Linked DNA regions of Homo sapiens: all the other regions are linked to region 3. Evidence: chromatin contacts called from ENCODE Hi-C data. All regions are on one chromosome and are shown on one strand. Each heading gives the region's core, a stretch centred on a gene start or an enhancer-like site at or near the end of the contact. The rest is flanking DNA. Distances are from core to core; before and after follow the strand shown.

The links. A loop is a pair of places that touch in the nucleus more often than their neighbours do. Pooled maps may share reads with other maps.
Region 1: a pooled map shows a loop between it and region 3 (11-fold over the local background). The contact joins the enhancer-like site here to the promoter of LSM8 in region 3. A Hi-C loop is called at or near these places in 4 of 50 pooled maps.
Region 2: a loop to region 3 is called in a pooled map, with 15 times the contacts of the local background. The contact joins the promoter of AASS here to the promoter of LSM8 in region 3. A Hi-C loop is called at or near these places in 9 of 50 pooled maps.

Annotation. Positions count from the first base shown.
Region 1 is chr7:121,435,882-121,440,112 of GRCh38, reverse strand. No RefSeq gene overlaps it. Among named protein-coding and RNA genes, the nearest start is that of FAM3C, 42 kb to the right of the region's middle. RefSeq lists an enhancer at 1,384-1,678. Within about 2 kb of position 2,017, at least 21 of the 41 ENCODE cell types and tissues checked have a DNase peak (open chromatin) inside an H3K27ac peak, as active enhancers do.
Region 2 is chr7:122,141,913-122,146,257 of GRCh38, reverse strand. AASS (aminoadipate-semialdehyde synthase) reads left to right here and starts at 2,009. Exons shown (of 24, transcript NM_005763.4): 1 at 2,009-2,097. LOC102724527 (a long non-coding RNA gene) reads right to left here and starts at 1,844. Exons shown (of 6, transcript XR_007060500.1): 1 at 1,762-1,844. RefSeq lists enhancers at 1,629-1,678, 2,680-3,185 and a silencer at 2,179-2,378.
Region 3 is chr7:118,180,730-118,185,496 of GRCh38, reverse strand. It overlaps LSM8 (LSM8 homolog, U6 small nuclear RNA associated), which reads right to left and starts at 1,333. Exons shown (of 4, transcript NM_016200.5): 1 at 1,243-1,333. The coding sequence starts at 1,273. It overlaps LOC105375470 (a long non-coding RNA gene), which reads left to right and starts at 1,529. Exons shown (of 4, transcript XR_927904.3): 1 at 1,529-1,582.

The DNA.
Region 1 (4,231 bases), core at 768-3,267, 3.3 Mb before region 3:
TAATGGTGTGAGACGGTATCTCATTGTGGTTTTGATTTGCATTTCTCTGATGGCCAGTGATGATGAGCATTTTTTCAAGTGTCTGTTGGCTGTGTAAATGTCTTCTTTTGAGAAGTGTCTGTTCATATACTTCACCCACTTTTTGATGGGGTTGTTTTTTTCTTGTAAGTTTGTTTGAGTTCTTTGTAGATTCTGGATATTAGTCCTTTGTCAGATGAGTAGATTGCAAAAATTTTCTCCCATTCTGTAGATCGCCTGTTCACTCTGATGGTAGTTTCTTTTGCTGTGCAGAAGCTCTTTAGTTTAATTAGATCCCACTTGTCAATTTTGGATTTTGTTGCCATTGCTTTTGGTGTTTTAGACATGAAGTTCTTGCCTATGCCTATGTCCTGAATGGTATTGCCTAGGTTTTCTTCTAGGGTTTTTATGGTTTTAGGTCTAACATTTAAGTCTTTAATCCACCTCGAATTAATTTTTGTATAAGGTGTAAGGAAGGGATCCAGTTTCAGCTTTCTACACATGGCTAGCCAGTTTTCCCAGCACCATTTATTAAATAGGGAATCCTTTCCCCATTGCTTGTTTTTTTCAGGTTTGTCAAAGATCAGATGGTTGTAGATGTGTGGTATTATTTCTGAGGGTTCTGTTCTGTTCCATTGGTCTATATCTCTGTTTTGGTACCAGTACCATGCTGTTTTGGTAACTGTAGCCTTGTAGTATAGTTTGAAGTCAGGTAGCGTGATGCCTCCAGCTTTGTTCTTTTGGCTTAGGATTGTCTTCACAATGCGGGCTCTTTTTTGGTTTCATATGAACTTTAAAGTAGTTTTTTCCAATTCTGTGAAGAAAGTCTTTGGTAGCTTGATGGGGATGGCATCGAATCTATAAATTACCTTGGGCAGTATGGCCATTTTCATGCTATTGATTCTTCCTATCCATGAGCAGGGAATGTTCTTCCATTTGCCTGTATCCTCTTTTATTTCGTTGAGCAGTGGTTTGCAGTTCTCCTTGAAGAGTTCCTTCACATCCCTTGTAAGTTGGATTCCTAAGTATTATATTCTCTTTGAAGCAATTGTGAATGGGAGTTCACTCATGATTTGGCTCTCTGTCTGTTATTGGTGTATAAGAATGCTTGTGATTTTTCCACATTGATTGTGTATCCTGAGACTTTGCCTAAGTTGCTTATCAGCTTAAGGAGATTTTGGACTGAAACGATGGGGTTTTCTAAATATACAATCATGTCATCTGCAAACAGGGACAATTTGACTTCCTCTTTTCCTAATTGAATATCTTTATTTCTTTCTCCTGCCTGATTGCCCTGGCCAGAACTTCCAACACTATGTTGAATAGGAGAGGTCAGAGAGGGCATGGGTCCCACACCCACGAAGCCTCGCTCATTGCTAGCACAGCAGACTGAGATGGAACTGCAAGGCGGCAGCGAGGGTGGGGGAGGGGCGCCTGCCATTGCTGAGGCTTGAGCTGGTAAACAAAGCAGCTGGGAAGCTCGAACTGGGTGGAGCCCACCGCAGCTCAAGGAGGCCTGCCTGCCTTAGTAGACTCCACCTCTGGGGGCAGGGCATACCCGAACAAAAGACGCAGAAACCTCTGCAGACTTAAATGTCCCTATGTGACAGCTTTGAAGAGAGTAGTGGTTCTCCCAGCATGGAGTTTGAGATCTGAGAACGGACAGACTGCTTACCTTCTTATTAAAAAGATTTTGGATGCTGACCAAAAGTAATATCTGTGGTCAAGAAGGATTAGGGGAACTATCTTTATCTAGTCAGAGACCAGAGACCCTCTCTTTTATCTGGTCAGAGATCCTCCTTTTCTGCACCATTTTCTAATGGAATGTATAAAATGTGAAGCTACGTATACTTGTACTTGTTACAACAGAGAGAGCAAGTTCATCTCTGTAAATTACTAAGATAAGTAAAGGAAAGAATGTTAACTGAAACTATTAATCATGAGTTGAGAACTGAGAGAGTTCCAGAGAAGAGTTGTCATAGCACTAAGTGAAAGCCATTTATCAATGTGGAAGGCATGAGTGCAAATATGTAGGGAGGCTCTTCATATAAATAAAAAGGAAAGGATCTGCACCCTGGAGGAAGGTTCCAGCTGATATGATAAGGGGGGTGACTTCATATATCAGATCATCCATTTGAGGAGATAAAAATCTGGAATAATGTGCCCCAAGACAGACTCCCTCTTCAGAATTCTGTGAAGGTGCCTTCTTTAGAGCCACTTGGAGTTGTCTTGTTCCCTTTCGGGTTTTTTTTTTTTTTTTTCCTAAGACGAGGTCTCACTGGAGTGCAATGGCACGGTTATAGCTCACTACTGCAGCCTCCAACTCTTGAGTTCAAGCAATCCTCATACCTCAACCTCCTGAGAAGCTAGGACTACAGGTGGACACCACCATGCCTGACTAATTTTTATCATTTTTTTAGTCGAGACGAAGTCTTGCTATGTTGCCCAGGCTGGTCTCAAATACCTGGGCTCAAGCAATCCTCCTGTCTGAGCCTCCCAAAGTGCTGAGATTACAAGCATGAGCCACTGCACCTGGCCTGGCCTGTTGTCTTTAGGAATCCTTATTGTATCACCTTTCTCCCCTTCATTTCGTTCCTCTATCTTTTGTTCTTCAGAGAAACACAGGGGTGTGGGAAATAATAAGCAACCCATTAAGCAGTCATTTAAAGAAGCCAAGTTCTAATTTTTTCTAGATTCTTAAGATCATATTGGCACTATTTGTCTAACAAAGAAAGTTAATTGCAACCTTAATATAGTTTTTAAAATTACTTACTGTCTGTGATCCAAATAAAATGTAAGCAATATGAAGACAAGGATTTTATCCTTATTGTTCAATGCTTTGTGCCCAGCACCTAGAAAAATGTCTAGACGATGTGATAGGAGTTATTAAGAAATTATTTTAGGCAGATAGAGAGGAAAAGGGGTCCTTGGGAAGTTTTCATTTTTTTAAAAAGCATCTCCAGAAAAGTTTCCTGTAAAGCCCCTGCTCTTAGAGCCAGGCTGGCAACCTTTGATATGCAAAAACAGGCCATTAGAAACTGGGTCCACCCAAACATAGTGATTCCCAGGGTCTTCTTGACCTTGCCCCACATGTTCCTGGTAACATGGCCACCCCCACATATCCCCACGTGTGTAGAACATCATGGCGCCCTTCATTTGCATATTAGGGTGGGAGGGCCAGCTTTTTCATGGGTTACATGAATGACATGCCTGGTCAAACCAATCCCCTGAGTCCTATGCAAATCAGACACCGCTTCCTCCAGCCTCTGCATATATCTGGCTGGTATCCATCGCACTTGGGGTTGGTTCCCTCTCTCTACTTTGGAGCACGGCTCCCTCTCTGTACGGGGGAGCTTCTTCCTTCTGCCTTCTTCCTTCTTTCTTGCCTATTAAACTCTCCGCTCCTTAAAACCACTCCATGTCTGTCCATGTCGTTTTATCTAATTCGACTCCAGACGAAGAACCTGTTGTTCCTCCACTCATTGGAGCTGTATCAATGATAGGTGTTAAAAACTATTTACTAAATGGGATGAATGAATTTTCCTATGTCTCTATTATTCTCAAACCTTAGGCAGGTATCTATTACCTGCCTAAGAGCCCAGTGTTAGTGGTGCTTTGCTGAATGCAGGTAGGAGAGCAGTGGCCATGTGCAGGGCAAAGGTGACAGCTGCAGGAATCCAGAGCATAAATAGGAGTTAATAATGAAGAGGAGCAGGAATTATGAGTAACAGGAGAACAGGAAGACATGGAAGTATGGCAGTGGAAAGGGAGTGTGCTTTCTTTCCAATAACACATGGATTATGTCACCAGCTAATTATTTGGATTAAAGGAAAGGGTGAACCTGAAAATCAGGAATTTAGGAACAATTGAACGAATAAATTGTAAAAACATTCTTTCACTGTAGACAGACTCCCTTTCAGTTAAGACCTTTATCTCAACTGAAGATTTATAACAAGAGACCTAAACATCAATTACAACTTATTAGATGAAGGCCCAAGTGCAAATTTCACCTTGTCCCATTGTTAGTTCTTAAAACTAGACCAGCCCACCCACACCATGAATTAATGGAAATGGCTGAAGTTTCACCAAGACTGCTTCCATGAACCCTCCTTTTTCTTTTCTTTTTAATTGACAAATAATAATTGCATATATTATTTTTATGGGGTACAATGTGATGTTTTATATATGTTTACATCATGAAATGATCATTTGT
Region 2 (4,345 bases), core at 760-3,259, 4.0 Mb before region 3:
TAATGATTTCCAGTTTCTTCAGTGAGACAATTAACAGGGCACTTTGGCCATTATCTCATTTTGTTCTCATGACTCCACGAAGTAGTGGCTATTATTAACCCATTAACAGATAATGGAGCACAGGCTTTTTTTGAAAACTAAGTAACTTGCCCATGATTTACAACTCAAAGGAGAAGAGTAAGGATTCTTACATTCTTACCCAGATGCTTAATCCTTAGGAAGATAGCAAGGCATAAATTGTGTTTCAGTGGTGGTTTCAGGCTGGTTCTGCTGCAGAAATAAAGCCAAGGTCATTGATTTTGGCCACATCTGAAGCAACTAACATTATGTGAAGAACGTTGGGCTAATGTTCCACAAGTACTGGGTAGTCTCTGAGGCTTTTTGCTTAGGCCAATGAGACAATTGGAGTTGTATGCTTAAAAAAATATGGTCTACGTTATATATAAAAAGGGGTTTGAAGTAGGGTGATAGTAGTGGGGTTTTTAAAGGACAGTGTCAACACCAAGGGTAAGGCTGAGGGGCCAGAGGAAGAACTGAAGTGACCGTGGCTTTTTAAGTCTGGATAGGTGGTGAGTAGGAAGGCAGTGATATTAGTAACAGAGCTGGTGAGCACAAAAGGGAAGGCTTTATTTTATTTTATTTTTTGAGACAGGGTCTTACTCTGTCACCCAGACTACAGTGCAGTGGCATGATCATGGCTCACTGCAGCCTCAACATCCTGCGGCTCAAGTGATCCTTCCACCTTAGCCTCCTAAGTAGTTGGGACCACAGGTATGTGCCACTACACCTGGCTTTTTAAAATTTTATTTATTTTTATTATTTTTATTTTTAGTAGACACAGGTCTTGCTACGTTGCCCAGGTTAGTCTTAAACTCCTGGGCTCAAGTGATTCTCCAGCCTCAGTCTCCCAAAGTGCTGAGATTACAGGTGTGAACCACTACACAGCCTTTGGAAGACTTTCCAAGAATGATAAGGGATCCGATTTTGGAAATGTGAAGCTGAAGATACAGAAGAAAATTCCAACTCTACTTACAGATAAAATTCTAATTTGGGGTTGGGCACAGTGGCTAACACCTGTAATCCCAGTGCTTTGGGAGGACGAGGTGGGAGGATAGCTTGAGGCTAGGAGTTCCAGACCAGTGTCCTGGTCAACACAGCGAGACCCCATGTCTACCACAAATAAATAAATAAATAATTTTCTCTGCAATTGGAGATATGAGTGGAGTCTCAAGAACGTTCTGGCTATAGATTGTTGACATAGGAGTTCAGTAGCTAAATACATCTATGGCAGGTATAAGAAGAGTAAGTGGTGGAGAAAGTTGTAAAAACAGGAGGGAAGATTAACTTCTGACCGTTGACGCCTTGGGGAATCACAGCTGGGCTTCAGACGATTCTTCAGTTCCTAGTGCTGGGGCTAGTGTCTATGAAATACGTTTTCCCCCTCCCTCCAGGCCTCCTAGGTAGTTAGGACTTTTCAATAACATTGGACATTGCCATATGCACATGAACACACTCAGTTTTAATTTCTCAGATTCTCCGCTTGCTGGCTTCTAAAACTGTTGTAAGAACTGTTATCTGGCTTCACAGGGTTGTGACAAGGCGGTGAAATGCTTTGAAAAGTGTCTATAGCTAAACAAACGTGAGGTACCGGCGCTCGCAACTTTTCCCCAGGAGATGTGCACCTCTATTTAGAGCGTAATGCCCAGACTATTTTCGTTGCTTTCCGTCCCCGCCCGCCTTCTGCCACGGACAGTTACAAACCTGGTCGATAATTATCCTGGGAGAACTCGACGTCCCAGCTAAGAACGCAGGTCAGAGATCAGAGATCAGAGACAGAAGGATCTTGGGGAGGAGCAGGGGCCGGGCATGACGTAGCAACTGGCAGCGCCGCCGATTGGCAGATGAGAAGGTTGTTCCCTCAGGGCGGCTGCTGATTGGCTACGGGAGGCAGAGGCGTGACGTCCTCAGAAGTTGAGCAAACACCTCCTACTTCCCGGCCTTCCATCCCAGTTTCTTCTAGGAATTCGGAGCCTCCCCTGCAGCGACTCGGAAGATTCGAGGCGGCGGGGGACAAGTCGGCGCCCCAGAGCGGACGAGGTGAGGAGAGGAGAGGTCCCCGCGGAGAGCTGAGCAGACGCGCGGGTGGGCTCAGCCTGTGAGATGCGGTGGAGATAGCGGGCCGGGCTCGGGCTGTCGCTGGGAGGGGCCCGCGAGCCTGGCCTTCGGGTCCCGGCGCCGCGAGGCGACCCCGGCCGGGCCGAGAGAGGGAGAAGGCGGCGAGCATTCGGGCCTCCCTGCGAGGAATGGAGGGAGAGCGGAAACGCAGAGAGTTTCACTGCGAGGAAGGGAGGGAGAGCGGTCAGCGCAGCTCCAGCATTTCTAAGTAGAAAGGCGAGGGATTGCAATTCGGATTTCTTTTCTTTCTTTTTTGGCGGACAGTGGTGGTGCTGTGGCTGGGGAATAAAGAACTGATGAAGCTGAGGAAACAACGGCTTGTTAATTTGTGGACGGCGTGCTTAGAGGGGACGGCTGGCTGAGGGGGCGGTGGATGGAGATTTCGGGGTGGTTCTTTCCCCCTTCCCTCCCCACGCCCAGCTTAGCCAAACTGATCACAAACTTCTCTCCTTGTCCATCTTGGGCTGCCCACTCTCCGAGACACAGACCCATTCTCCAGCAAGGATCGGAGATGGGTGGAAGTTGGGCGCCTTGCAAGTCTGGGTTTCCTGAACTCTTCAGCCCCTGCGGGACTATGCAGCCCATTGTGAGCGCTCGCGCGGGACGGGGCGCGGGGAGAAGCAGTTTACCCACCCTCCTCGGTTGAATGGGGCTGAATGTCTGTCTATCCTGACAGCTTCAGAAGAAGAAATGTGCTTTTCAGACATTGATTTCAGGGGAATGGGGGTGGGGGGAGCGGAAGAGAGAGAGAGAAAGAGCGCTCGAGCGCGAGAGAGAATGAATTAGTTCAGTAACTTGAACAAGGATTAACATTTTTTGATGTTGTGGGTTATCAGTGGGGAAGGTGCAGCTGTGAGATGTAGTTATACACAGGACGGAATGGTCCTTGACTGAAGCTGCGGCTTTCCAATACTGTATTAAAAAAAATCCCAAAACACTGATGGCACTTTGGTGTTTCTGGGTTTGTCTGTTTTGTCCCCTGCACTCCCCTCTTCTTTTTTTCCCATGAAGATGAGTGAATCTAGGGCTACATGACTTGACTGTGTAACCTGGTGGCCATTCTGCAAAATGAGTTAGGTGGACAAAAATTGAAGCCAATTTACCTGAATCATTTTCCCACTCTTCAGATAATCATATTTGTTATCAGTTTCACTTGTTATTGATGATGGCGTGATCAGAACTTTGGTTTATTTGTCATTGAATTTTTTTTCTCACTAGTCGTTTAACAGACCTTGGTTCGGAATTTTGGAAATGATCTTTGGTGTTTAAGAAGCCACCATTTAACAAAACATTTTCATTTTTTTCATATATTCTTTTATTAATTTTCTCATAGAAATAACATTACAAACAGTGGTAAGTTTTCTTGGGAAGGCTACAAAAGATTCTATGCAATTCATGAAATCATGGAAACAAACATTTGGAATGGAAAATAACCCCAAAACATTATTACCACATTCATCTGATCTAAGGTGTCATCTATTGTAAGATGCATCCCTATTTCACTGATGCTAAAATGTGTAAAAAAATTGTCTTAAATTTGATGAAATACAACATTAAAATGGTAATTTATTTATCTTGAACATGCATGCCTGAAGTTTGAAGTTGAAGAGAGGGCTTATTGGGCTCTAATTATTTTTTTTCCAAAATAATGTAAGGGTGGGGGATTAATATGGAGCCATCGTGAAGGTCTTACTACAGTGTGACAGAGGAAAGAAATGTGAGTCTACTGTTAGCGGCGTGGTTGTGCTCGCTTTTGAGGAGTAGGCAAGCCTGGAGGCTTTTTCTTTTCTTAAAATTTATTGTTTATGACACACAGCAATGCTCAGCACTTTATGCATATTAGCTCAATTAAACGTCTTAAGAGCCCTAAGAGGTAGAGGTTAATATGATTCTCATTTTGCGCATGATGCACAGACAGGTTAAGTTGCCAGCCAAGGTCACAGAGTAAGTTTGGCCGCTGAGGAACCCAGGAGAGAAACCAGTATTCCTTTGAGGTATCCATCTTCTGTTGCAAGCTCTTGGTTCCTGGTCCATGCTATTAATGCAGGTAGCTTAGGTGAATGTCCACTCTTTCTTGATTGTGTTTTTGGTATTTTGTTTCCCTGTTTGGTGTACTTTAGCTAGAAATTCATAAGTCAGAGTGCCTATTTATGTTCTACATTTCTAATGT
Region 3 (4,767 bases), core at 84-2,583:
TAGACGCCAAGGCAGGAGGATCACTTGAGGTGAGACCAGCTTGGGCAACACAGCGATACCCCCATCTCTATTACCCTGGCCTGGTGACCTATAGTCCCAGCTACTCAGGAGGCAGAGGCAGAGGCAGGAGGATTGCTTGGGCTCAGGAGTTCAAGGTTGCATTGAGCCATGATCAAGCCACTGCACTCCAGCCTGGGCAACAGAGTGAGACCCTCGACTCAAAAAAAGAAAAAAAAAAAAAAACTTAAAAAAAGCTTCTGTTTTTGTCTTTGTGATAATTACATGATTAAAAAAGGGAAAAAATAGAAAAAGAAAACCTCTTTCTGTATGTGATCGGTGTATCTTATCTCAAAATATCCTGGATTTTTGACACTTTTCTACTAGGAAGGTTACCAATCTATTATTTCAGGCAGGATATTTCGTTTCTTAGGCCTGTTTATTTCTAAAATGAAAAGTGGATGAGTACTAAATTAATCGATGTTGGACGATTTTCCAGCATGTTAAAAAACTGTCTTCCAGGACAGGCTTCTGTAATTCAAAAGTAAAGAAACTATATAAGCAGTGTCACAGGGTACCAATAACGCATCATTAAAAGCATTCGGTATTTAATTTTTGTCACCCAGTTTGTACCTGAGCTTAACGTAGTGTTTTTGTCCTAAGACTTTAAAACGGTAACACTTGTAAAGTCTATTTTAAGACTTCCCATGGGGTTGTTACTTGCTCCTCACTATAATCCATTACAACAGCAACCATTTTTTTTCATTCTACCAACAAGTTGGGACTTCAAGTGGTAAAGGGACAGAAACAGTCTGTGAACCATCGTTAAACTTTTTGCTATCCTCGAACGAGCAAATTATGTGAATAAAACAAGTACAAAGATTTGCAAAACTGTTGTCGCCGCCAGGACGACTGTTCATCTTATTCACAAACTTTAACACTTATGCCATAGGGAAATAGTAAGTAAGAATCAAGAGCGTACATTTTTTTTAAGACAGAAAAGTTCGGAATAATCACACTGGGTTTTTATTTGGGTTTTGCAGGCAAAATGGAAAGGACCCCTGGGCCCGCAGCAGCGGGAAGGCTCGAGGCGCCGCCGGCGAACTCTGGGTCGTTCCGGGGCCCTCATCTCCTCGCCCGCCCCCAGGATCCCGCCGAGGCCAGGCCTCCCAACCTCCCACCGATCCCCGACCGCGGCCTCTCCGCGACCCCGGCTCACGCCCGCGGCGGCCAGCTTGAGGATACGGTTGATGTAGTTCTCCAAAGCGGACGTCATGCTGTTCGGCCCGGCGGTTCCGGGTAACGCAGCGGTGCCGACAGCAAGCAGAACTGAAAGGGCGCGCCAGAACCCGGCAGCGGATAGCGCCTGCGGGTCGCAGCAAATATCGTGAGAGTTGCTGCTCCGCAGCCCTGTGAGTCGGAAATTGGGACGAACTGGCCAACCAAACAGAAGCCGCACAGCGGTGACGAGAGAGTGCGCGTGCGCAGTGTGTTTTCTCTGTAATTCTGGGCCGTGTTCCGGAAGCCTCGTAAGACAAAAGCGAACGAGAGGCGGAAAAAAGGAAGACGCTTCCTGAAGTTGGGGGTATGAGACAGAAGTTGGGGGTATGAGACAGAAGTTGGGGGAGAGTGGGTTTCCAATCCGAGTAAAAGGCAGTGTGGTGGAAGTTAACAAGAGAAAATGTTGAGACGAGGTAGAGCAGGCAGGAATAAACGAAGTAAGGTGTTTTTATTAGGAGTGAAGGAGAGAGACGAGTGCTGTTGTGTGAAACGTAGGTGCGGGTAGTTGAATCCCTAGTTTTCTGCAGCAGAAGCCGAAAATAACGCTAAAAATAAGTTCAGTTGCCCGGGACAGAGTTGCGCACGTTATAACCACACGGTGTACGCCTCTTAAGAACTCAGCAGTGAAATACACTTTCGTATGTTCTGCTTTTGTCTCTAAAAGTGTTCCAAAATGGAGGTGTTTTTACTTTTTAAAGAAACTAAATGCAAATAGGCAAAGGTGTGTGACCATCCCTTAGAAAACGAATGTCCACGCTTCTGCCACGCCAGGATGGTCTACCTTTCTTCAGGGTGAAATTAGTAAGTAAAAGGCTGCTGCAGCACCGAGAAAGGACCGATGCAGGAAGGATGCAGGAAGGCACCAAACTTGGTTCTAATCTTGGCTCTGCTAACAAATTGGTGTCATTGCACAGGTCACTTCAATTCTTCTGGGCCTCAGTTTCGTTAGATAGTCCCATAGGTATCATTTCAGATATTTCCCAATGCGATACTGTTCCCACTTCATTTACTGTTGCCCTAACTTGAGAGAGCTTGAAGTTAGAAAGAGATTTATACACAAAACACCAGCAGGAGCGATTTCCCTTTTTTGCAAAATATCTTTATAATTTCAGTTAAACATGTATTTTCTTAAGATTTGTGGCTTTGTAATAACTCTTGCAATGTCAGCAGTTTTCCTCGGAAAAGGAAGCATTTCTTAATTAGAGCATACCCACAAGATACTCCCAAATAGTTAATATTTTATATTCTGGAACTTATTCCTATCTGTTTGAAATCAAATGTAGTCAGGAATTAGATTGTGAATGTCTCATATTCTCAGGGTAACAAATGAAAGTGTCTTCCGCTAATGAAAGAACAAAGATAATTGTGTGATTTGCAAATGTTAGGTGTTGAACCAAAACCCAAAGACTAATTAATGATTAACGAGGTGTTAGGAGTTTTGTTAAAAAAAGAAATTGCTGGGCATGTTGGTGGGTTCCTGTAACCCCAGCTACTCTGGAGGGTGAGGCAGGAGAATTGCTTCAACCCGGGAGGCGGAGGTTACAGTGAGCTGAGATCACGCCATTCCACTCCAGCCTGGGCGACAAAAGCGAAACTCCATTTCAAAAACAAACAAACAAAAAAACCTCTGTGTGATCTTATAAAAATGAGGCCGGGTGCAGTTGCTAACATCTGTAATCCCAGCACTTTGGGAGGCCAAAGCGGGTGGATCACAAGGTCAAGAGATCAACACCATCCTGGCCAACGTGGTGAAACCCCCTCTCTACTAAAATACAAAGATTAGCCAGCATGGTGGCGGGCACCTGTAGTCCCATATACCAGGGAGGCAGAGGCAGGAGAACCACTAGAACCTGGGAGGTGAAGTTTGCGGTGAGCGAAGATTGTGCCACTGCATTCCAGCCTGGGCGACAGAGCGATACTCCATCTCAAAAAAAAAAAAAAAAAATGAATACTCCCTATGGCTTTTCATCCCTTAGAGTGTGCTTTTGTAAGTCTATTGCCCTGTGTAGTTGTCATTAAATTAATATGCCAGATAAATAACAGATGAACAGTGTTTATGGAGCATCACAAAATCTCTTTGGCTGGAAACTTTTTTACATGTGTCTTAAAATCGCTATATTTTCTGTAGTCTGTAAGGATCACAGATGTAGCGAGAAAACCTATGGATAAATAAAAGTCGGTTTACTAAGACAAAATGAATTACATCTGGATGCAAACATTACATATGTGATTTATCTATATTAGCCATGTACCCTTGGGAGTACATGAATGTAGAAACCTTAGCATCTCATAAAGAAGAATTACATTAAAGCTCCAATAAGGGAAAACTGATACACATAAACATCTGACTACTAAAAAATTAAGAGTTAACAGTGAAACTTGCCCCTTAAGTCGAAACCTCTCAAAGTAATGCTCATTTAAATGACATTATATCACTGATAAAGTATCAACCAAAGTATGCTTGTAATAGATAATTTTATTCCATTACTTCTGAATCTAAATCTTGAGCAGAAAACCTTAACCTAAAGGATCAGACTTCTAGTAGAATCCTAGGAAACTGAATTTGCGCTTCTCTGAATAGTTTATGGAAAACTATCACAATAGCAGTTTTTTAAAATAAAATAATATTTTTAACCTTATGTGATGAGAACTTTTATTTCCTTTTACGCGTTTATGCTTTACTTCCCTACAAGTTGCAAAGGTGTTAACCAATCAGTAATATATATTGAATAGATCTAACTAGAGTTCTCCTAGGCAGAAAAGGACATAAGTAGATCATGCGTCTCTACTTACAAGGAAATTCCTGAATAGTTACAGACCTTTACTTATAAAAATGAAATAATTATTGCATGAAAAAAATGAATATTCCAAATTACAAATAAAGGTAATTGATAGTCTTCATTTAACACTATAAATTACAAAGTGCTTTACTTACTTTTTTCATTTAGGGTAATAAAGACAGGTAGATTTAACTCCATTACTTAAGGGATGGAAAAGATCAAATATAAGTGATTTGTTAATTGAGAAGCAGTTTAGGATCATTATTAAGAACACTGACTCATGAACTGCCTGAATTTTTATTTGTTTGACTTTGAGCATACTTAACCTTCTGTGCCTGTTTCCCCATCTGTAAAATGAGGAAAACTACACAAAACTACATCTAATTGTTGAGGAACTAAAAGTAATACTTGAAGAGCCTGATATATAATGAGTACTCATTGTTATTCAAGGACATAGACTATACCATAAATAACCTTTTTTTTTTTTTTAAAGTCCCAAAGCTTATTCCAATACGGTGTTTTGTTCATGGCCATTTTTTATGATTGGATAGATTCAGCTGTGCACATTTTAAGTGCTTAAGGAAGGGAAAGATGGATATGAGTTCAAATCTTGGGAGGTTTTACAAAACAGGTAAGACTTAAATCAGTGCTTGAGAAGAAGTGCAAATACACTTTAGGAAAATGACCTGACATTAATTTTTTTTTTTTT